4 separate regions of the Homo sapiens genome follow, and regions 1, 2 and 4 are each linked to region 3. A link is a loop called in an ENCODE intact Hi-C map of the cell type or tissue named here. Cell type or tissue: heart left ventricle. All regions are shown on one strand.

Region 1 (5,000 bases), 64 kb after region 3:
ATTTCAGCTCACCGCAACCTCTGTCTCCCGGGTTCAAGTGATTCTCCTGCCTCAGCCTCCCAAGTAGCTGGAATTACAGGCATCCACCACCATGCCCAGCTAATTTTGTATTTTTAGTAGAGATGGGGTTTCTCCACATTGGTCAGGCTTGTCTCGAACTCCCCACCTCAGGTGATCCACCCGCCTTGGCCTCCCAAAGTGCTGAGATTACAGGCGTGAGCCACCGTGCCCAGCCAGTCTTTTTAAAAAAAGAACCCGTGATTTAGAATATATAGCCCCATTGTCAAACCTAAATTTGTTCTTTTTATCACCATGACCGTTTCATGTAGAAAGCAATAATTCAGCCCCTCCGGGGCTGGTCCAGAAGTCACCCATTTCTATCATTTACATTTATAAAAGATCCTGTGCTAGTCACTGCTCACCAATGTGCCCCACGCTTAGACTTCATAACAAAACCCTCCTATTCACTAAGAATCTAGTCATTCTTCAGAGACACCAAAAGTCTTCACCCTCTCTGATCGTTCATTTTGAAGGCAGCTAGATAATAACCATGGCCCTGAGTGAGATGGTAGGGCTGTTTGCTTTGGCATAAAAAAGAACATTTTGCTTTGGCATAACTTTCTCATGAACAAAATCTATCATTCCATCATGAGAAATAATTTCCAAAGAGTAAACCACCCTTGGGGTAAAGAAACACACTGAGGCATACGTGACAAATACTTTGCTGAGGATGGTTCTGGGAAAGAGTTGGGCAAGAGAATCAGGGAGCTGGGAGTGTTGGAGCGTGTGGGAGTGGCGGGAGGAAAGGGTGAGCGCTGAGAGAGAAAGGAAGTGCCTGGAGTCTGCCTCTGCCGCCCTGTGAAGTAAGGGCTTTGCCTCTGTGGAAGCCATCTCAGGCATCATTGAGAGGTGGGCAGGGCATGCCCAGGTGGGAGCTGAAGTTGGAGAGAGGCCTCTAGAAATCTGAGGGCAGCTTGAGGCTCTGGGAGGGGCTGAGGAGCATCCTGTCAAAGAGAAAAGGGAGACAGGATAAAGCACTTTTTTTTTTTTGAGATGGAGTTTTTGCTCTTGTCGCCCAGGCTGGAGTGCAATGGCGCGATCTCTGCTCACTGCAACCTCCCAGGTTCAAACAATTCTCCTGCCTCAGCCTTCCAAGTAGCTGGGATTACAGGTGCGTGGCACCACACCTGGCTAATTTTTGTATTTTTAGTAGAGATGGGGTTTCACCATGTTGGCAAGGCTGATCTCGAACTCCTGACCTCGTGATCTGCCCGCCTTGCCTAATGTTATTTTTCATCCCTAGAGGATTCACCTCAAGAGCAACGCAGGGCAGGTATTTACACAGGTTAACTGCTTTTCCTGACTTGTGTGGCCCTAGGATCAGGTGTATCAAAAGACATGAAGATCATCCTGGGCAGCATAGTGACACCTCATCTTTACAAAAAAATTTAAAATTAGCCAGGCATACTGGTGCATGCCTGTAGTCCTAGTTACTCGGGAGGCTGAGGCAGGAGGATCACTTGAACCCAGGAGTTTGAGGCTGCAGTAAGCTATGATCAAACCACTGCACACCAGCCTGGGTGACAGAGTGAGACCCTATCTCTCAAAAAAAGGAAAAAAAAGGCCAGGCGTGGTGGCTCATGCCTGCAATCCCAGCACTTTGGGAGGCTGAGCGGTGGTGGATCACCTGGGATCAGAAGTTCGAGACCAACCTGACCAACGTGGAGAAACCCCATCTCTACTAAAAATACAAAATTAGCTGGGCATGGTGACAGGCATCTGTAATCCCAGCTACTTGGGAGGCTGAGGCAGGAGAATCGCTTGAACCTGGGAGGTGGAAGTTGCAGTGAGCCAAGATCGCGTCACTGCACTCCAGCTTGGGCGATGAGCGAAACTCCATCTCAAAAAAAAAAAAAAAAAGACATAAGGCAAATTTCTAAAGTGCCAGGGATCTGAGTAAAAAAAATTAGTCATTCCAACATCTACCTATTATGCCATTTCCATAATAAAAGCATCTGATCGCTTTCCAGAGCAGTGAGTTCTGACTTTGGTTAGATAGTCCAATCAGTCTGTAGACTATGACATGCTAAATCTATGCAAATGTCTTTAGGCAACAGCTACACTGAAACTATAGCTACCTTTCTGTGTACGACTTTCTCCCTTAGGACACAAATTTTGCTTCAGTCTCTTCCAGGATGTCAGGAGGTAGTCTGTCCATGATTTAAAATAGCTTCTATTGCAGTGGACCGGGCCAGCTCACAGGTTGATAAGGAAGGAGGCGCATTTTCATATTCTACTTCATGGTTTCCTGCCCTTGGTGTGGGTCTTCACAGAAAGGTAACTAGGATTCCAATTATCTTGCTTTAATCTTGGCATTTTAAATGTTTATGCAAAGAAAGTACAGCTGACTCATTCATCTGATCACTTCCAAGAGGGAGAGGAGAGGCTCCGAGTCACCAGCCCAAGATCCCCAAGGGGCCAGTGCCCAGAGCCAGTCCTGCGAGCATAGCCAGAGGATGATGTCAGGGCTTCCCAAAGCAGGTCCTTGTCATCACAGCCCCGACGCGTCTGCAGGGACAATAGCCAGCACACCGCTCTCCATCAGCTCCCAGCCAGCCTCATGCTGGGGAAGATTGGAGCGGAGGCCCAGGGTCACACCACGGAGCCAGGAGACTTGGTCATTCCAGAGGCAGTCAGATAAGGTGACCTTTGTCCCTCTCTGCATGGGCTTGGCTTGAACCAGGAAGGAGAGGGAGTGGCATGCCAGCCTTTCCACCCACACTCCTCCTACTCTGAGGAAGGGCCGCCTTTGCTTTCCCAGAAGGAACCTCTCAGGACCAACCAGTTTTTCTGGTTCTGGAGTTGTGCTGACCTTTGCAAAGCTGACCAGAGGATAAACTGCCTCCCGGGTGGTCTGTTTATTTTTGATGATGTTAAACTTGAGACAAACAGATGCTCCTACCAAAAACAATAGCAACAATAGCAACAATAACAGCAAGAAATTATTAATCACTTACACGTCAGGAACTGGGCCCAGTGCTTTCCATATGTTATTACCTAATCCTCGAAACCCTGAAAGCTAGCTATTATGATGATGATTCCCATTTTATAGATGGGGAAACTGAGGCTCAGAGAGGTCAAATAACTTGCCAACTGTCACGCTATCCCTGAACTGGTAGAACCAAAAAGCAAACTCAAATGCGTCTGACTCCAGAACCCAGGGCCTTGTGGGCCACACCGAACACCACAGGAGGTGTTCATGCCAAAAGGAAGCCACTGCTATGTACTTACAGGAGCCCCTCCACTGTTAAGGTTTTTCCCATCAACAGCGACGAGCTAAGTCTATAGCTGTGTCTGGGCTCCCTGCCCTTTCCCTCATCTTCTGCCCTGGCAGTGGCAAATCTAAACCAGTCACTTGTAGCCCTGAAAGAGTGGTGATTGACAGGGGCCCCCATGGTGAGATCTTGTGGCCTGGACAGCGACCAGTGGTCCTCAGTGCAGCTGTCAGTATGTTCTAACTTGGCACATTGTGCTTTTTAGATACCGGAGAGGAGTCATATTTGGGGCCTTGGCACTCATCCTGGTTGTTTACGCAGGTGTAAACCCGTACGCGGGATGTAGTTCCATGCACTCATGGTTTCCTCATTTCATTGACTTAAGCAAGGGAGACTCCTACAAGCAATGTCTCTCCAGGGGTTGGCTCCTAAAATAGCCCTCTCCCCTGGCTGAAAGCACTTCTTTGTCATCCTCCCCAACCCAAGCATGCTAATGGCCACTCTATCATTTCTCGTCCACACGCCCCATCCTTTCATTGTCAGACGCGCCCCTCTCCCTTTCTGCTGTCCTGTCCACCGCTGACAGTCACTTCAGGCTCCATTCAATCCCACCTCCTCCGGGAGGCTTCTTGGACAACTTCGCATCGCTGTCTCCTCTCTGTAACCACCACCAGCACTCACCAGGCAGTCTGGCCCGTGACAGATTCTCTGATTGTGTCCCATCCAGATACAAGGATCTCCTTTCTCATGGTTTTCTGTCTCTTCTCTTAGCCATATCTTATCTGATCACACCTCAGCTTGTCTCTGCTCCTCTTAAAATGGGAAGGCTGGAGTTAAACGCAACAATTTAGGAATGCTCCGTCCAGCCCTGGGGAAAGGGGGATTGATTACCTACACCTTTATTCCAGATACTCAACTTCTAGACTTTTCGACATCATTCTTGTGCTTCGACCTGGGGTCACCAAATGCCAGGTGTCAGAGTGGAAAGGGCTGATTCACTGGTAGTAACTTCAGGGCTGCAACAATCTTTCCACCCCTTTACTGAGGCAAGTCCGAATTAAATTCATCGGGACTCTCCCTTCCCAGAATCTCCTGCCTTCTTTGTTCCTCAAAAGCAAGATGTCACAGTCAGTCCCTCAGATCTCAAAAATTCAGCTATTTTGTGGAATTCTGGAGACAGCCTTAGCATATGACCTATGTATACGAAGTAGGCTGGGCGCGGTGGCTCACGCCTATAATCCCAGCACTTTGGGAGGCTACAGCAGGTGGATCACGAGGTCAGGAGATCGAAACCATCCTGGCTAACACAGTGAAACCCTGTCTCTACTAAAAATACAAAAAATTAGCCAGATGTGGTGGCAGGTGCCTGTAGGACCAGCTACTTGGGAGGTTGAGACAGGAGAATTACTTGAACCCGGGAGGTGGAGGTTGCAGTGAGTCGAGATTGTGCCACTGCACTCCAGCCTGGGCAACAGAGCAAGACTCCATCTCAAAAAAAAAAAAACAACCAAATAGTAGAGATGTTGGTCATTTTCTGTGTTACCCCTGCCCTACCTATCCCCCAATCAACCAAGCAGGTTGATGATGTACCATAAACCATACAATGGCTTCACCTGCTGACTTCCAGGAAAGATGACTAATTCTGCCACCCCCTCTACCAGGTGAGTCTGAGATTCCAACGGCTGATACTGTGGTCCTAGTTCAGTCTCAAAATAACTGGGTAGA
Region 2 (5,000 bases), 340 kb after region 3:
CAAAACGCAGAAGCCAGTTCGGCAGCTCTGCAGTGAGGCCTGAGATCCCACTTTCCTAGCAAGCCCCAGATCACACGGAGTGGCAACTCCTTGGACAGGCGGCTCTTCAACCTCGCTGAGCATTAAAATCATCTGGGAGCTTGTGAGTCCCAAGCCTAACTCTCAAGATTCTAATTCACTAGGTCTAGGGCAGGCCCTGTGCAATATTTTTCACAAGCACAAGGTAAATCTGAATGTCGGCTAGGGCTGTGTATCGCTGCTGTGTGTTAAGAGCCTGCGCAGATGCCAACAAAGGGACACCAGGTTCTTCAACCCCGTGATGTTGCCTGTGGGCCCGAGTCTTGCTAGTATAGTCTCTTAAAGGGCCCCAACTACCCAACCTCAACAGCACACAGCATCCAGTCATAATCCAGCACATGCTCTATTCTAATACAAATACTGTGGAGTGGGCAGGAAACTTAAAATCAAGGTTCAGATCCTTAAAAATTAAAACAGGCCGGGCACGGCTCACGCCTGTAATCCCAACACTTTGGGAGGCTGAGGTGGGTGGATCACCTGAGGTCAGGAGTTCGAGACCAGCCTGCCAACATGGTGAAACCCGTCTCTGCTAAAATTACAAAAAATTAGCCGGGCGTGGTAGCAGGCGCCTGTAATTCCAGCTATTCGGGAGGCTGGGGCAGGAGAAATGCTTGAACCCGGGAGGCGGAGGTTGCAGTGAGCTGAGATCACGCCATTGCACTCCAGCCTGGGCAACAAGAGTGAAACTCCGTCTCAAAAAAATAAATAAATAAATAAAATAAATAAATTAATTAATTAAAATAAAGATGTGGGGCAGTAAGGCTGTTCACTTTCCTGGTTGGATTGTACTGGAAGAGGCTTTCAAGATGGCATCTTACATTTATCAAGTACCTTAACAAGTCTCACACTCTGGGCCAGTAATCCCACATTTAGGAATGACTTGAAGGGAACAGAGTTCCCATCAAAGATTTATATATAAGACATTTATTGTTTCATTCATTAAAAACAACAAAAAATTGGAAACATCCCAAATGAGTAAACATCCCTATTTGGAATACCAATAAAAATCTTGTTACTTAAGACTGTTTAGTGATACAGGAAAAGACTGACAATATAAACCCACATACACAAATCAAGAAACACAAAATGTTATCAATCATTATCTCTGGGCAACAGGATTATGGGTGACTTTGTTCATCACACATTTCCTATTTTCTATACTGTGAAACACACGAGCTCTATCACTGCTATTCCCATGCAAGGCAATTTTGGAAAAGGAGAACTACTGGCCCCAATCCGCCCACCTCAACCCAGCCTGGAGTAGGCTGCTTTTCTAAATAAATTCACGCTGGCACACAGCCAAGCCCATTCATTAGCTTATTGTCCGTGTTTCTTTTGTGCTCAAAGCGGAGTTGAATAGTTACAACAGAGACCATATGGTCTGGAGAGCCTCCTGGAACATTTACTATGTGGCTATTTACAGAAATGTTTCCCAACTCGACTGAGACGATTCCATTAGTTCAAGATGGCACAGACCTCTGCCACTCCCTCCTGGGACGGAGCTGGTACTTGAGGAGGCATTCACCCTGAACCATGGGCACACTGAGGGTGGGGCCCTCCTTCTGAAAGAGACAAAACACATTCATGGAGAGAAAGAGAGGGGACGAGAGCTGGGCCGACAAGGGGCCGGTCTGAGACACTACCTTACAGCGGAAACTGGTGAGCAGGGGGAAGATGTCCGGGTGGATGAGGTTGAGCTGGGTTTGAATCTTGTGGCTGCGAAGGTTGTGAACTGAGGCACAGTTCTCATTCAGGACCAAGTGCTGGGTGTCAGGCCCAAACCTGTGAAGAAACAGACCCGGCATTTGCAGCGTCTGTTAGGAGGCAGCTCCCCCTGAGGAGTGGTGCTGAGCTCAGGAGTGGTAATGAGGATGAGGTGTTCAAACAGTTCAGTGACTTGCCCCAAGCAGTGTTACTACATGGCCAAACATGGTCCCACTCCTGCTGTCTCAAAGCCCGGTGTTCCCTAGCTCAGCTGCCTTTCAGGTGTGCTGGGAAGAGTGAGAGGAAAAACAAGAAAAAGAAGATGTCCAGGGCATACAAATAGGGGACCCAAACCCTGAGGAATGAAAGAGACAGCAGGAGAGCAGGCCATGGAGTGAGGGGCAGGTAAACGGGCCATGTGGGGAGATACGGGCAGGGGCCAAAAAGCAGCCCAAGGTCACCCCGCACCCGAGCTCAACTCATACTCCTCCACCTGGCCCTGGCCAGCGATGCCCCGAGGAAAAAGATGCCTTCCAGTGACTAAACATCTACCTCCCAGGGCTGCTGGCGACGACCCTAGAGGAAATGAAGTGAAATGAAGGGTATTTCACACACTGCCTCCCACAAAGTGGGCATTCAGTAAATGGAAGCTATCATTTTATAGCTGCAATCTCTTCTTTGGAATTCACTTATGGAATCCTCAACCAAACGGCAGTATTTGTTCAGACACCCTGAAGAGTGTGGAGGGTGTAAAATAAATGGAATCGTGTGGACACTGCGCCACCTAGCGGTGCATTTTCTTCACGAGTGTAGCACAGATCTGGGAAGCCTAGAATTCTGGGAAGGCAGGAATCCCACAGAAAGTTTAGGCAGGTGCAGAAGGGTAGGTAGCGCTGGAAAGAGCACGAGGGGAGGAAAGGGGAATCCACCACTGCCCAGAAGAGTTACCCCAAGTGCCGCTGGGCTGGGCTCCATACCTCTCCATCCACTGCTGGTACCTGCTGTCCACAAGCACAGATGCTGGGGCCATGTGAACCACCAAGGCCACGGGGGCATCTGCCTTTCCTTGGTACCTGGGCAGAAGAGTGGGGCTTTACAAAGTGATGCAGACTCAGGACACACCAAGACAGGGACCACGCAGCCAGGGAGGGGTATCGTGCGGCCCTCTGCAGCACTGCAGTGAGCTGACAGCCTCCACGCCCAGGCCATGCTCTCACAGCAGGCTGCTCACGGCAGACCCCGGTGCTGGGCCATTTCCAATGGACGTGGGATTCCTGTATCTGGCAAGCTCTGCTCTGGGCTTTCCAGTAGGCCTGGCTGATCCTTTCTCAGCACTGCACTTCCTTCCTACCCTCTCCACTCATACGGGTCCAACCTGCAAAGCCAGACCCAGGCTCTCCCTGCCTCCTCCTGCTCCCTCTCTCCTTCCTCTCTCACAGTCAAATTTCCTCGAATAAACCTCCTGCACCTCCAATGCCACCCTGGTGTCTGCCTTCCAGAGGACCTGAGACACAGGCACGAGAAATGAAAATCATCTGAAATTTCACCACCTGGACAACAGACCACTTACTAACATGCTGATGTGTTTCCCTCCAGTTCCCTTTAAAAAGAAATATACACAGTAGCTATTTTTATCTATCCCAGCATCATCACACATCCACACATGGCTCTCAAATGACACCTGATTCATTGAAGAGGTTTTGCTGCCCAAAACTGGATTAAAATACAAAGCCGGGGCTACCAGCGCATCCAAATTCACCCACAGAGAATAAAGCAGACCATGAAACAACTCCTAACGCTCTGACTCGGAAGGGGTACAGCAGCCCAAAAGGATTTGTTGTGGTAAGTAGAAAAAAACAAGTGAAAAAATACAGATAGATACAAACTAGGAACAGGAAAAATACAGGTAAACCATTAAGAGTGGGGGAAAAGATTCAAACTCAGATAGGTGGGTCAAAGATGATTCCATCTGGAATGAAAGCTGAACCGCAAAACTGGTTAACTTCGATAGAGGACAACAACAGAGTGGCAGTTAGCCCAAAAGACATTCCCCAGCTGTGAGTCCATCCCATAACACGGACTCTTGACCACGACAGTCTCACACACTCTGACCCACCTCATTTGTTTCAATGCAGGTAATGGAAGAAAATTAATTCAGTTCAAAATAATCCAAATGATAATCTGGGGCATTAGTTAGAATTCAAAAAAGTTCTAGAATTTCTTCTGGTATAAGAGCTGTAAGAGTTCTAGTTGAATTTCTAGTCCTCAGTTGTTTCTAGTTTTCAATCTTTTCTAATTTCACTTTGAGGCTGTGTACACCGGAGCCCACCAACTACCAACAGTGACTTAAGGCAGGAGTGCCGGCCTCTGAACTGTAAACCCAGATAGTGGTCTTCCCAGAAACACAGCTCTTGCCACAAGATGCCCATGTCGATGCTGGGCTGGGTTTCAGCTCTCACTTCTCCCACCCTAGAGACCCCTCATTACCTCTGAAAGGTGGCATTCTCACAGATGGGTTGAATGAAGCTTTCATCTGGACATTCTACCACCACAAAAGCAGCACCAGGATCTGGAGGAGTACACAGCTCTTCAGCCAAAATCTGCAAAACCAAATAAGCCCGCCCACTGGGGGTCACAGCTCAGCCACCAAACTGAACTGCCTTCAAGGCAACTGCTAACATGACATATCCTATCCAGTGAGCTGAGAGGTAAACAAAGCACAAAACCAACTTTACACATCACCATCAACACCCTTCTGGTCTCTTTGTGGATACCTAAACAGGTAACTGTCAGGTTGAGGCACTTCAGGCCTACACTGGCCAGGAAAGGAGGCTTGGCATTAAGGTTTTCTTCAGTCTGTGGCCACTGGTCCTAATGTCCTCAGAAGTCAGAGGAAATATCTTGACATAGAATACTGTGGCATTCCTCTGGACCATAAACCCCAGGCCCATCCATATGGGGTCTGTTGTTAGACACTGTCCTGAGCTCAAGTACCAAGGAAAGCATGCACCCTTTAAGGAGGACGGTGACTAGATCCTAAATGGACAATCTACAAAAATGCTCGAATGCAGCCGTGTTGACATGCGGGACAAACACAGATAAAAGAGGCCATTTTATCACTTAGCTGAGTGATGTCCAAACTGTTCCACGTCCTTCAAAAGTGGTGTCTGTAGGGCCTGAAGAAGACAGACTCTGCCCAGCATTTCAGACCCTACCTG
Region 3 (5,000 bases):
TTTCCCCTAAGGAGAGACTCATTCGCAGGCAAAGTTTTTGAGCCTTCCCAAGCTAAGCCCAGCCCGAGCTCTGACTTGCCCCCTGCTCCAGAGCCCCTCCCTATTTAGAGCCCAGTAGGTTTTTCACTCCAACTCAGGTATCTTTTCCCATTCCCTCGGGGTTGTGAGGTGGGAGCGTTGTGTCGCAGCTGGATCTCCAGATGCGCCGTGTCACATTTGTCCCCCCAAAAAGCATATCCTAGAAAATGAAAGCCTTTCCATTTCCCCGTGGAAATGCATCTAAGTCCAGTATTGGAGCTGCGAGATACAGAATCGTCTCTGCCAGTGCCCTGAGCCCCTCAAACCGAGGGGAATGCGTGGGCTTCGGTCCGTCGGAAGCTTTTCTTCTCAGGGGTCCAGCTTATTTCCAAATTGCCCCGCGTGAACTGTCCCGCGGGCGCGCACGCCCTTTCGCGCAGCCTTTGCAGCCGGCTGGCGGGAGATCCCGGCCGCTTCCCTTTCGCCGGCAGAAGCCCGGCCGGGGAAGCCCCGGCTGCGCACGCCCATCCCCAGGACCTCGGAGCTCCCAGCGGCTGCCGCAGCCCCGCGAACCACCTGCAAGCCCCGCGGCGTCGCAGCCCTTCCTTCTTTCCTCCGGGCATCCGCTCTTTAGCTCGCGCCCCTCTCCCAGATTCCCGACCCCTGGCCCTGCTCCCGCCCTCTGTGCCTCGGCGGCTGCGGGGCCCGCCGCAAAGAGTTAAGAGCCGGTTCCCGAGACGGCTTCGGCGGCTCCGGGTCCCCAGACCCCGCTCGCCGCTCCTGATTGGCTGAGCGCCTGTCAGTAGTAAAGGGTATCAGATGGCAAAGTTGGGACCTTCATAAAGGCGTGGTGGCGATTCTCCGCAATCGCCGGCAGCCTATGACATCAGACAGGAACGCCTGGGATGCCGCGCTGCTCCTGGCCAACCTCCGAGGAGGAGGAGGGTCCCGCCGGCTAAGAGTTAATTAGCCCCGCACGGCGAGGGGGGAGGCGCCAGTTTTCTGGGGACACTGGCTGCCACTGTACTCCTACCCAGGGGAGCTCACGGAGAGTTGGATGAATTCTGGGTTGTTAGCTGCGGTCAGCTGGGCTCCCGGGAGCCTGTTGCTGGTGGAGAACAGGGGGCGCCTGGCCAAGGGACCAGCGGCTTGCTGAGACTCAACATGACACTCCTGGGGTCTGAGCATTCCTTGCTGATTAGGAGCAAGTTCAGATCAGGTAGGGCTAAGGCATTTAGCATTCCTTCTTAAACTTTCCTCTTCTGCAATTCTCAACTCTAGAACTGCTTTCCAATAAATGTTTCAAAGCCTGCCAGGTCTACCTCAACTTTGTTCCCCAAAAGCACATTGTGGAAGCGAAGAGTTTTGTTTGACTTTGGGGGCCTTTCGTGTCTTCCGTTGTAAGTGCTTTGGGTGGTCGAGTGTGGTTGTTCATCTGTGAAAAGGCCAATCCTTTTATTTTATTTTCTCTGCATCTATGAATAGAAATTTTGGAGGGGTACATTCAGAGGGAGCAACTTTGGAAATGAACAAATAAGGGATTTCAAGTTTGGAAGCTGCGTAGTATCGGTTATAATCGCTGAGAAGATGAACCTGATGTTGTGTGTTAGGTACAGGGGTCACTTAAAATGTAGCTAATCCAAACAAATGTATTTCCCAAAAAAAGTCACTTGGGGGAAGTAAAAATAGCAAATTTGGAGCACACCAAGTATTTAAAATGACATCACTGTAGAAAAAAAAAGAAAGCCCAGTGCCACAAATATTTTTTCCCAAACCATCTGATATTTATAAATAGAGAATTTCCCCCAAAATTTCTGTGTTAGTGGCACATGGAGAAACTTCTCAAAGGACGCTGAGTGGAGGTGAGTGGAAGGGAGAGACGGGAGCTCTAACCGCTTCTCCAGAAGGGCTTGTACACGCGCCCATGGAAGGTGTCTGTGTGGGTCTCCACGTTTAGACAAAGCAACACTTGACTTCTGAAGTTATTTTTCAGTAGCTCTGTGTATAATGTTGGTTTTAGAAAACTGGTTAACAACACACTCAACAATGTAGGACTTCTACTTAGATTGATGACTTTTAGGAGAACTCTGATGTGAACATTAGACATAACAGGTGTCAGAAAGATGCTGGCATAGGTTGCTAAGCTAAAGTTTCCTTAGCCCTTCTACATGGGGCCAACTCAGTTGTTTCACTTGGGATGGATGGTTCAAAAAGGAAAAATGTAGATGCTGGGAGGTAAGGTTCATCTGTGACTTTCTTAGATGCCCTTGGTTTTTAGATGCCTGTGGAGTCAACTGGAGATTTTCTTAGGATCTTCATTGTTGATGCAAGTTGAAAACTCAAGAGCTTAGGCGGTCACAAGTCTCACTGCCCCTGAAGCTCTGGGATGAGTCCGCCAGCCACTGGGGTCGGCAGTGGATTAAGTCCTTCCTTTCCTTTCCATGGTGAGGTGAGGCGGTTGATCTGTTAACCAGCTAGAGACCTCACCACTGCGTTGTATTCGGTCAAAACTGTAAGGCAACACTGCCACCTTTCTGAAGAAGAGAGGATGTAGATTTGTTTTCTATGAGGCTGCATTCATTTCAAATGCTTCCTTGCCAGTTTAAATGTGGAGGGTCTGGGGGTGCTGGTTTGTCTCTAAAAGGATCTGGTGATGTACTTGATAGTAGACTTGCAAAACGCTTATCAATCCCTCCTTCAGCTAAAGTGCAGTGGAGAGGGAAGTCAGTTTTTGCCACACTCCCAACTTCCATCTCAGTGGATTTGTGGAGTCCTGGTGTCTCCTAAGTAGACCCTGAAGACCCTGATCCTGGAGCTTCAGAGAATTCCAGCCTCACTTTTTTTAAAGTTGTGCAGGCTTTTGTGTCATAAGGAAAGGTAGCTTCGGGAAAACATGATATCACAGCAGAAGCAGGCATCCTTAATCCTCCCGTCATTGATAAACAGGGAATCTGGAGTCTGAGATGCAAACATTGATAGTCTCTTGACAGACAAGAGAAAAAAAACAAGTGGAATGTAAAACTTAGAAAATGTAATGTTTGAATGGAGGTTATTCTTTCTGGATGTAATTACTACTATGGCTGTGCCAGCACTGAGGTCGCAGCATGCTAACAAGAGGGCCTCTCTTTAAGAGAATGTCTTTTATTTTGTCACCAACAGTGAATAAGGGCCTTGACTTTATTTTGATTTCTCTCTCTCTCTTTCACTGTTTTCCCTTCTCTTTCATCATCTTCTTCTCCTCCTTCTCTTTCAAAAGCAACTCAAACAGTAAACTCATAAAACTGTTTCTATCTCACTGCGAATATTTGCTTTGATAGTAGATCGTGGTATTATGTATTCCATTAAACATATTTCAAAAAATAAATGCAACAGAACCATTCTCTGATTACAGCAACAGACCCACTGTGACGGGGTTTATTTATAGGTGAGCAGATAACTGCTTTTACTCTGAAATCATCATCGATGTCAACCATGGCCGACCAACTTTCTATAAGCTGTATTTGAGTGACCTCGTGATTAAGGACAAAATTGTGCTACAGCAGCAGTAAGCTCTGAAAGTTTACATGTATGAACATGTTTAGTGATATAAACTCATTTGAGAAGCCAAAGGGTGTCCTGGTTGAGTGCGTGGGTCTCGGGGGCCAGACTAGCTGGGTTTTTCATAGTGGTCTCTGCTTACTAGCTACATGACCCTGAGCGTTAGGTAAATTACATAATTCTCTGTGCCTCAACTTGCCTCACCTGAATAAAGAGGATGACTATAGGGTCATTGTGAGAATTAAATGTGAAGTAGAGAACTTCGAAAATGCCCAGGCCTTAGAAGGCTCTTACAAAACATTTTTCTATTATTAATATTGATGTGCAGTGGGACCGGCGGTTGGTCAGTTTCTCTGTCTCAGTTATTTAATCGGTAAATGTTGAGGTTGGATTAGGCAATGTCTTAGACCCCTTTGGTAACATTTTATCATTCTCTGAAAACACATAAAGATTGACTGGGAACAAGTGTAACTGTGATTGTGCTGTGTGGCAATTGTGTGTGAAGGAGAGGCAGTTTTACATGAATGTAGTAATTTGTGCTGATTTTAAACTAATCACATTTTTACAGTTTTTAATCTTCTCATGTTGTTTATTCAATATCTAATCAGTGTCACTATCAACAGTTCTCCTCCATATCAATCCTTGTGTCCTACAAAACACACAGGGAGGTACGTATGTGTGCCACACACAGGCACACACAGCCCTCAGACATAAAGGATCAAAAGTGGAGAGAGAGATCCATGAATGGATGTTGCTTCTAAAGAATCATTGTGTTTCTTTTGCTTCTCTCTCTCTCTTTCCCACTTCCCCATCTTAAACCGCGCAAACAGAGGCAAAGTCTGGCAATTGCCATGAACTTGACCCCACCCCCACAAATATAACCTTGTTCAGTTTAGCAAATAAAAATACAGAATGCTCAGTTCAATGTGAATTTCCAAGCAATAGTGATTACTTTTTCACTATATAGCAGTACTTGGGACATACTTTTCTCTGAAATCCAAATTTCACTAGGCCCTGTTATTCTTTTTGGCAACCCTACCTACAATCTGAGTGTTTTTTGTTGTTTTTTTTTTCTGAGACGGAGTCTCGCTCTGTTGCCCAGGCTGGAGTGCAGTGTCACGATCTCGGCTCACTGCAAGCTCCGCCTCTGGGGTTCACGCCATTCTCCTGCCTCAGCCTCCTGAGTAGCTGGGACTACAGGTGCCCGCTACCACGCCCGGCTAATTTTTTGTATTTTTAGTAGAGACAGGGTTTCACCATGTTGGCCAGGATGGTCTCGATCTCTTGACCAATCCGAGTGGTTTTTGATCAACACTTTCTGCTGCCCCATCCAATATCCTATCAAGCTCTTGAGATTCTCTGGGTCCCCAAGGACTCCCCAAAATGCAAAACTTGTACTTTAGGCATGAAAGCAGAAAACTCCAGATGGGGTGGGGGTACCATGA
Region 4 (5,000 bases), 75 kb after region 3:
CCCGAGTATCTGGGACTACAGGCTCCCGCCACCATGCCCGGCTAATTTTTTGTGTTTTTCATAGAGATGGGGTTTCACTGTGTTAGCCAGGATGGTCTTCATCTCCTGACCTCATGATCCACCTGCCTTGGCCTTCCAAAGTGCTGGGATTACAGGCGTGAGCCACTGCGCCCGGCCCTTTAGTGGCGATTTCGGAGATTGTAGTGCACCCGTCACCTGAGCAGTGTACACTGTACACAATACGGAATCTTTTATCCCTCACCCCACTCCCAATCTTCCCCCAATCCCCAAATTCCATTACATAATTCTTACGCCTCTGCATCCTCATAGCTTAGTTCCCACTTATAAGTGAGAACACATGATACTTGGTTTTCCATTCCTGAGTTACTTCACTTAGAATAATGGCCTGCAGCTCCATCCAAGTGGCTGCAAAAGACATTATTTCATTCCTTTTTATGGCTGAGTAGCATTCCATGTTGTATATGTACCACATTTTCTTTATCCACTTGTTGGTTGATGGGCACTTCGGTTGGGTCCATATCTTTGCACTTGCGACTCGTGCTTCTATAAACACCAGCATCGCATCTCACAGTACACAGGCTGCTCTCTCTTCAGTTAATTGCCTGGTAATCATGTGGCCTTCTTTATAATGTTTTATCCCAAATAACTTCCCTTTGTGTTCCTTTTTTTTTTCTTTTGAGATGGAGTTTCACTCTTGTTGCCCAGGCTGGAGTGCAGTGGCGTGATCTCAGCTCGTCGCAACCTCCGCCTCCCAGGTTCAAGTGATTCTCCTGCCTCAGCCTCCCCAGTAGCTGGGAGTATAGGTGCACACCACCATGCCTGGCAAATTTTGTATTTTTAGTAAAGACGGGGTTTCTCCATGTTGGTCAGGCTGATCTTGAACTCCTGACCTCAGGTAATCCACCTGCCTCAGCCTCCCAGAGTGCTGGGATTACAGGCGTAAGCCACCGTGCCTGGCCTATACCCAAATAACTTCCAACTGATTTGGGAACACGTTTTCTCAGCTCGAGTGCCACCACTTAATGAATGTTAAAATGACTCTTACGGGACTTAAAAAAGATTGTAAATTGAAGTAAAAATCAATGATATAGTAACAGTTTTATGGTCTAATGGATGATAGACACTTCAGTTTGCCAATAAGGCTCCCCCACCAAACCACAAGAGCTTAAACCCAGCTGACAATTCACTCAGCTCAACAGGTCGGAAATTATGTGACTATCAATGCATTTTGTTCATTGCAGGGGAAGGAGGAGGAGATGAGTCCCGTTATTTCTAAAGCTGAGTATAAAAAGAAATGTTATTCATATTTCTATCACAGTATTTAAATTTTGCATAATTTAAGTTAGCAGTGGAGCATGGTGGCTCACGCCTGTAATCCCAGCACTTTGGGAGGCCGAGGCGGGCAGATCACCTGAGGTCAGGAGTTCGAGACCAGCCTGGCCAATATGGTGAAACCCCGTCTCTACCAAAAAATACAAAAATTAGCCGGACGTGGTGGCGTGTGCCTGTAATCCCAGCTACTCAGGAGGCTGAGGCAGGATAATCGCTTGAACCCAGGAGGGGGTGGTGGCAGTGAGCCGAGATCGCAGTCACTGCACTCTAGCCTGGTCGACAGAGCGAGACTCTGTATATATATATAAAAAAAAAAAAAATTAGCAAAGCCTTCAACCTCACTGTAGTAGAAAGTATGATAGAAGCCCAGGAGATGAACAGATCGCTTTCTGTGAAAAAGGCGATTCTTACAGACACCCAGCTGGTCCCGGCAGGCTGGTTGTTTGTAGAAGAGCCATCATTTCTTCTGCTTGGTCAACAAACACAAAAACCTTAGTGTCCCCTGGGCTCAAAAAGAGAATAGTAATAGTAGCCTTTACCCCAGACTATCCAGAGTAAATGGTCCGATTTCAGTATCTTCTGGAATGTGCTAAGGCAACATAGAGAAAAAAAGCTCCTGGACCTCCGACTTAGCTGCGGGACCCTGCCAGGGCTGCAGCTCCCATCCTCCCCAGACAAGGCAAGCCTCAGAATGAGGCGACAACAGCAGCTGGTCTGGAGCAGGCCAGGGCAGAGCTGGTTTCGGGAGCCCTGCAGAAACTCTCCAAGGACAGAAGACTGATTAACTAACTAGAATGCTAATCGATTAGTAAGCAGAGAGAAACGGAGCCACCAAACACACCCAACTACTTGTGTTCATTATTCATTAGTCGCCAGGAAGAAGTCTCTTTGGAAAACAAAAGAGCCTTTGGGGGTGCATTGCGCTGAGTCCAAGTGAGTTGTAAGCTCCTTTGGATAAGGTCACATTCAGATGTGTAGTTTGTGGTTGAAGTGGGGAACCTGCCAAGTCAGAATATGCTTGCCAGCTGTTCAGGAGCCCCCTCTTCTGGACACCGGTGGAAACACACTTTCCTTCCAATGTTCCCCCAAATCCTAGCTCACTCGTGGTCATGACATCCGTGTTCTTCATTTCAACCTTCTGTAATAAAGTCAGGGTTTGAAAATTATTTTTTTTTTTTGAGGCGGAGTCTCGCTCTATCACCCAGGCTGGAGTGTAGTGGCGCAATCTCGGCTTACTGCAACCTCCACCTCCTGGGTTCAAGCTATTCTACTGCCTCACCCTCCCGAGAAGCTGAGACTACAGGCATCTACCACCAAGCCCAGCTAATTTTTTGTATTTTTACCAGAGACAGGGTTTCACCATGTTGGCCAGGCTGGTCTCGAACTCCTGACCTCAAGTGATGCGCCCACCTCCGCCTCCCAAAGTGCTGGGATTACAGGCATGAGCCACCGCGCCCGGCCTGAAAATTACTTTTTTTTAACCTGATAACAGGATGGACCCATTCCTTCCTAATATACAAAGGTCTTTTATTTCAGGAGCAGGTTATAGACATAATTACCTGTTCATTGACTACCTGTTATTATTTCAATATTATCTTTTATAGTCTTTATATTGATTAGTGAGAGAAAAAGTAAAGAATATTTTCTCCAACTTGCAGGTGAGGAAACTGAGATGTATTAAAGTTAAGTAATTGTACCACTTTCAAAAATTTGTCTTATCTTCCAAGACTATACCCTTAACTTCCTGATTCAGTGTGTCCAAATCATGCAATACATGCTTTGGGTTCCAACTCTGGGAAGTGTTCCAGTTAGGTGGATAACCCTTCCCATAATAAGTAAAGTGTCCTTATTTCAAAAGGTGTTACTTCCTGATCTTTCATCGGTATTTGGCAGGCAGGCGAGAGGGTGTTCAGCAGGCAGATAGGCAAGGTTTATCTTACTTTCAGCTCAAAGCAACAAATAACCACATTCTAGATTTTCAAAGAAAATCTTAGTTTTATCTTAGTTTATGTCATTAATAAGTCGACTTATTAAGTGTTTAACTAAAAGTGACTGCACATATGCATATGAAAGTTCTTTTTTTTTTTTTTTTTTTTTTTGAGATGGAGTTTCGCTCTTGTTGCCCAGGCTGGAGTGCAATGGCGTGATCTCGGCTCACTGCAACCTCTGCCTCCTGGGTTCAAGCAATTCTCCTGCCTCAGTTTCCCGAGTAGCTGGGATTACAGGCGCCTGACACCACACCTGGCTACTTTTTGTATTTTTTGTAGAGAAGGGGTTTCACCGTGTTGGTCAGGCTAGTCTCGAACTCATGACTTCAGGTGATCCACCCGCCTCGGCCTCCCAAAGTGTTGGCATTGGCATTACAGGTGTGAGCCATCGCTCCCAGCCATGAAAGAACTTTCTACAAGTAGTCTCAAGATCAGAATGCAACCTTTGTTAGGTCATCAGTTGGTTTTAGGTTAGGAGAATGCACTCATTGAAACACAGGATTACATTTTGCTGTACTCCAGAAAGGAAAAACTCTGGAGCTGCTTCTAAGATTCAACATTCCCTGTCTAAGGAGTGTCCTTCCAGTGTGATACATTTGCAATGGATTTGTTCATTAGCAACGTTAGTGTCCTAGGAGCTCTTTGTACATCATGCCTTTGCTATATTATATTTCTGAGATCCAAGAATGGCCATCAGACAAAACTGCCTCACAACGTGTCCATGATGCAAAATCATTCTCAGCCATCACCTAAAGCACATGCAATTTCCTCATCTTCTTTGCAGTCCAAATCCTTGGGTGACAGTAAGAACCGCCACAAAAAGCCCAAGGACCCCAAGCCAAAGGTGAAGAAGCTTAAATATCACCAGTACATTCCCCCAGACCAGAAGGCAGAGAAGTCCCCTCCACCTATGGACTCAGCCTACGCTCGGCTGCTCCAGCAACAGCAGCTGTTCCTGCAGCTCCAAATCCTCAGCCAGCAGCAGCAGCAGCAGCAACACCGATTCAGCTACCTAGGGATGCACCAAGCTCAGCTTAAGTAAGTCCGGCAAGGCTGGGAGGGTGGCTGTGGGCAGAGGTTGGGAAGGGTGTCTATTAATATCTATCTGCCAGCACCATGGGGCCTAGCAAGTCCTGTATTGCACCATTTCCTCATCCAGTATGTTTGGAAGGTGACTCAATTTAGAAACTATGCACACCTTTTCAGAGCCGTAAGACTGGGAGGAAGCAAATACAGGGCCCTCTATATCTGCAGATGTATTCCAAACCCTCATTGGATCCCTGAAACCTCAGAGAGTACTGAACTCTACATATACTGTATTTTTCTTAGGCATATATACCTGTGATAAGGTTTCACTTATAAATTAGGCACAGTGAGAGAATAACAATAATAGCTAGCAATAATGTAGAACAATTATAGCAAGATACTGTAATAAAAGGTATCTGGATGTGGTGGTTTCTCTCTCAAAATAACTTATTGTACTGGACACAACTATTTTTGAACTGCAGTTGACCTCAGGTAACTGAAATCTTGTAAAGTGAAACTGCCAATAGGTGGAGGGACTGCTATAAATCAATGCCCTTGATAAGAGGCCCCTTTGGGGAAAAGGAAAGTATTAGCACTTTCAAGTTGGACTATGGAAAGTCTAAGAATGTGATA

What was found. A loop is a pair of places that touch in the nucleus more often than their neighbours do. Peaks named below come from ENCODE experiments on the same cell type or tissue, not always from the same donor. Only the 100,000 strongest peaks of a DNase experiment are listed, where the experiment ranks them.
Region 1: it touches region 3 in a loop (4-fold over the local background); 34 of 110 quality-filtered maps call a loop at or near these places.
Region 2: a loop joins it to region 3, with 4 times the contacts of the local background. A loop is called at or near these places in 21 of 110 quality-filtered maps.
Region 4: a loop joins it to region 3, with 5 times the contacts of the local background. A loop is called at or near these places in 33 of 110 quality-filtered maps.

Annotation. Positions count from the first base shown.
Region 1 is chr17:12,728,544-12,733,543 of GRCh38, forward strand. All of the region lies in intron 5 of MYOCD (myocardin), which reads left to right. Among named protein-coding and RNA genes, the nearest start is that of MYOCD-AS1, 25 kb to the left of the region's middle. In heart left ventricle, no CTCF peak of the experiment used is centred here; a DNase peak (open chromatin) is centred at 2,588; H3K27ac peaks cover 4,763 bases.
Region 2 is chr17:13,000,720-13,005,719 of GRCh38, forward strand. ELAC2 (elaC ribonuclease Z 2) reads right to left here. Exons shown (of 24, transcript NM_018127.7): 11 at 4,270-4,382; 12 at 2,760-2,855; 13 at 1,722-1,860; 14 at 1,555-1,640. Among named protein-coding and RNA genes, the nearest start is that of ELAC2, 15 kb to the right of the region's middle. In heart left ventricle, a CTCF peak has its summit at 2,569 (motif pointing left); a DNase peak (open chromatin) is centred at 2,582.
Region 3 is chr17:12,665,007-12,670,006 of GRCh38, forward strand. It overlaps MYOCD (myocardin), which reads left to right and starts at 884. Exons shown (of 14, transcript NM_001146312.3): 1 at 884-1,237. The coding sequence starts at 1,183. In heart left ventricle, a CTCF peak has its summit at 2,553; DNase peaks (open chromatin) are centred at 625 and 935; H3K4me3 peaks cover 4,706 bases; H3K27ac peaks cover 5,000 bases; H3K27me3 peaks cover 1,129 bases.
Region 4 is chr17:12,740,058-12,745,057 of GRCh38, forward strand. It overlaps MYOCD (myocardin), which reads left to right. Exons shown (of 14, transcript NM_001146312.3): 8 at 4,126-4,379. Among named protein-coding and RNA genes, the nearest start is that of MYOCD-AS1, 36 kb to the left of the region's middle. In heart left ventricle, a CTCF peak has its summit at 2,409 (motif pointing left); a DNase peak (open chromatin) is centred at 4,399; H3K4me3 peaks cover 751 bases; H3K27ac peaks cover 3,981 bases.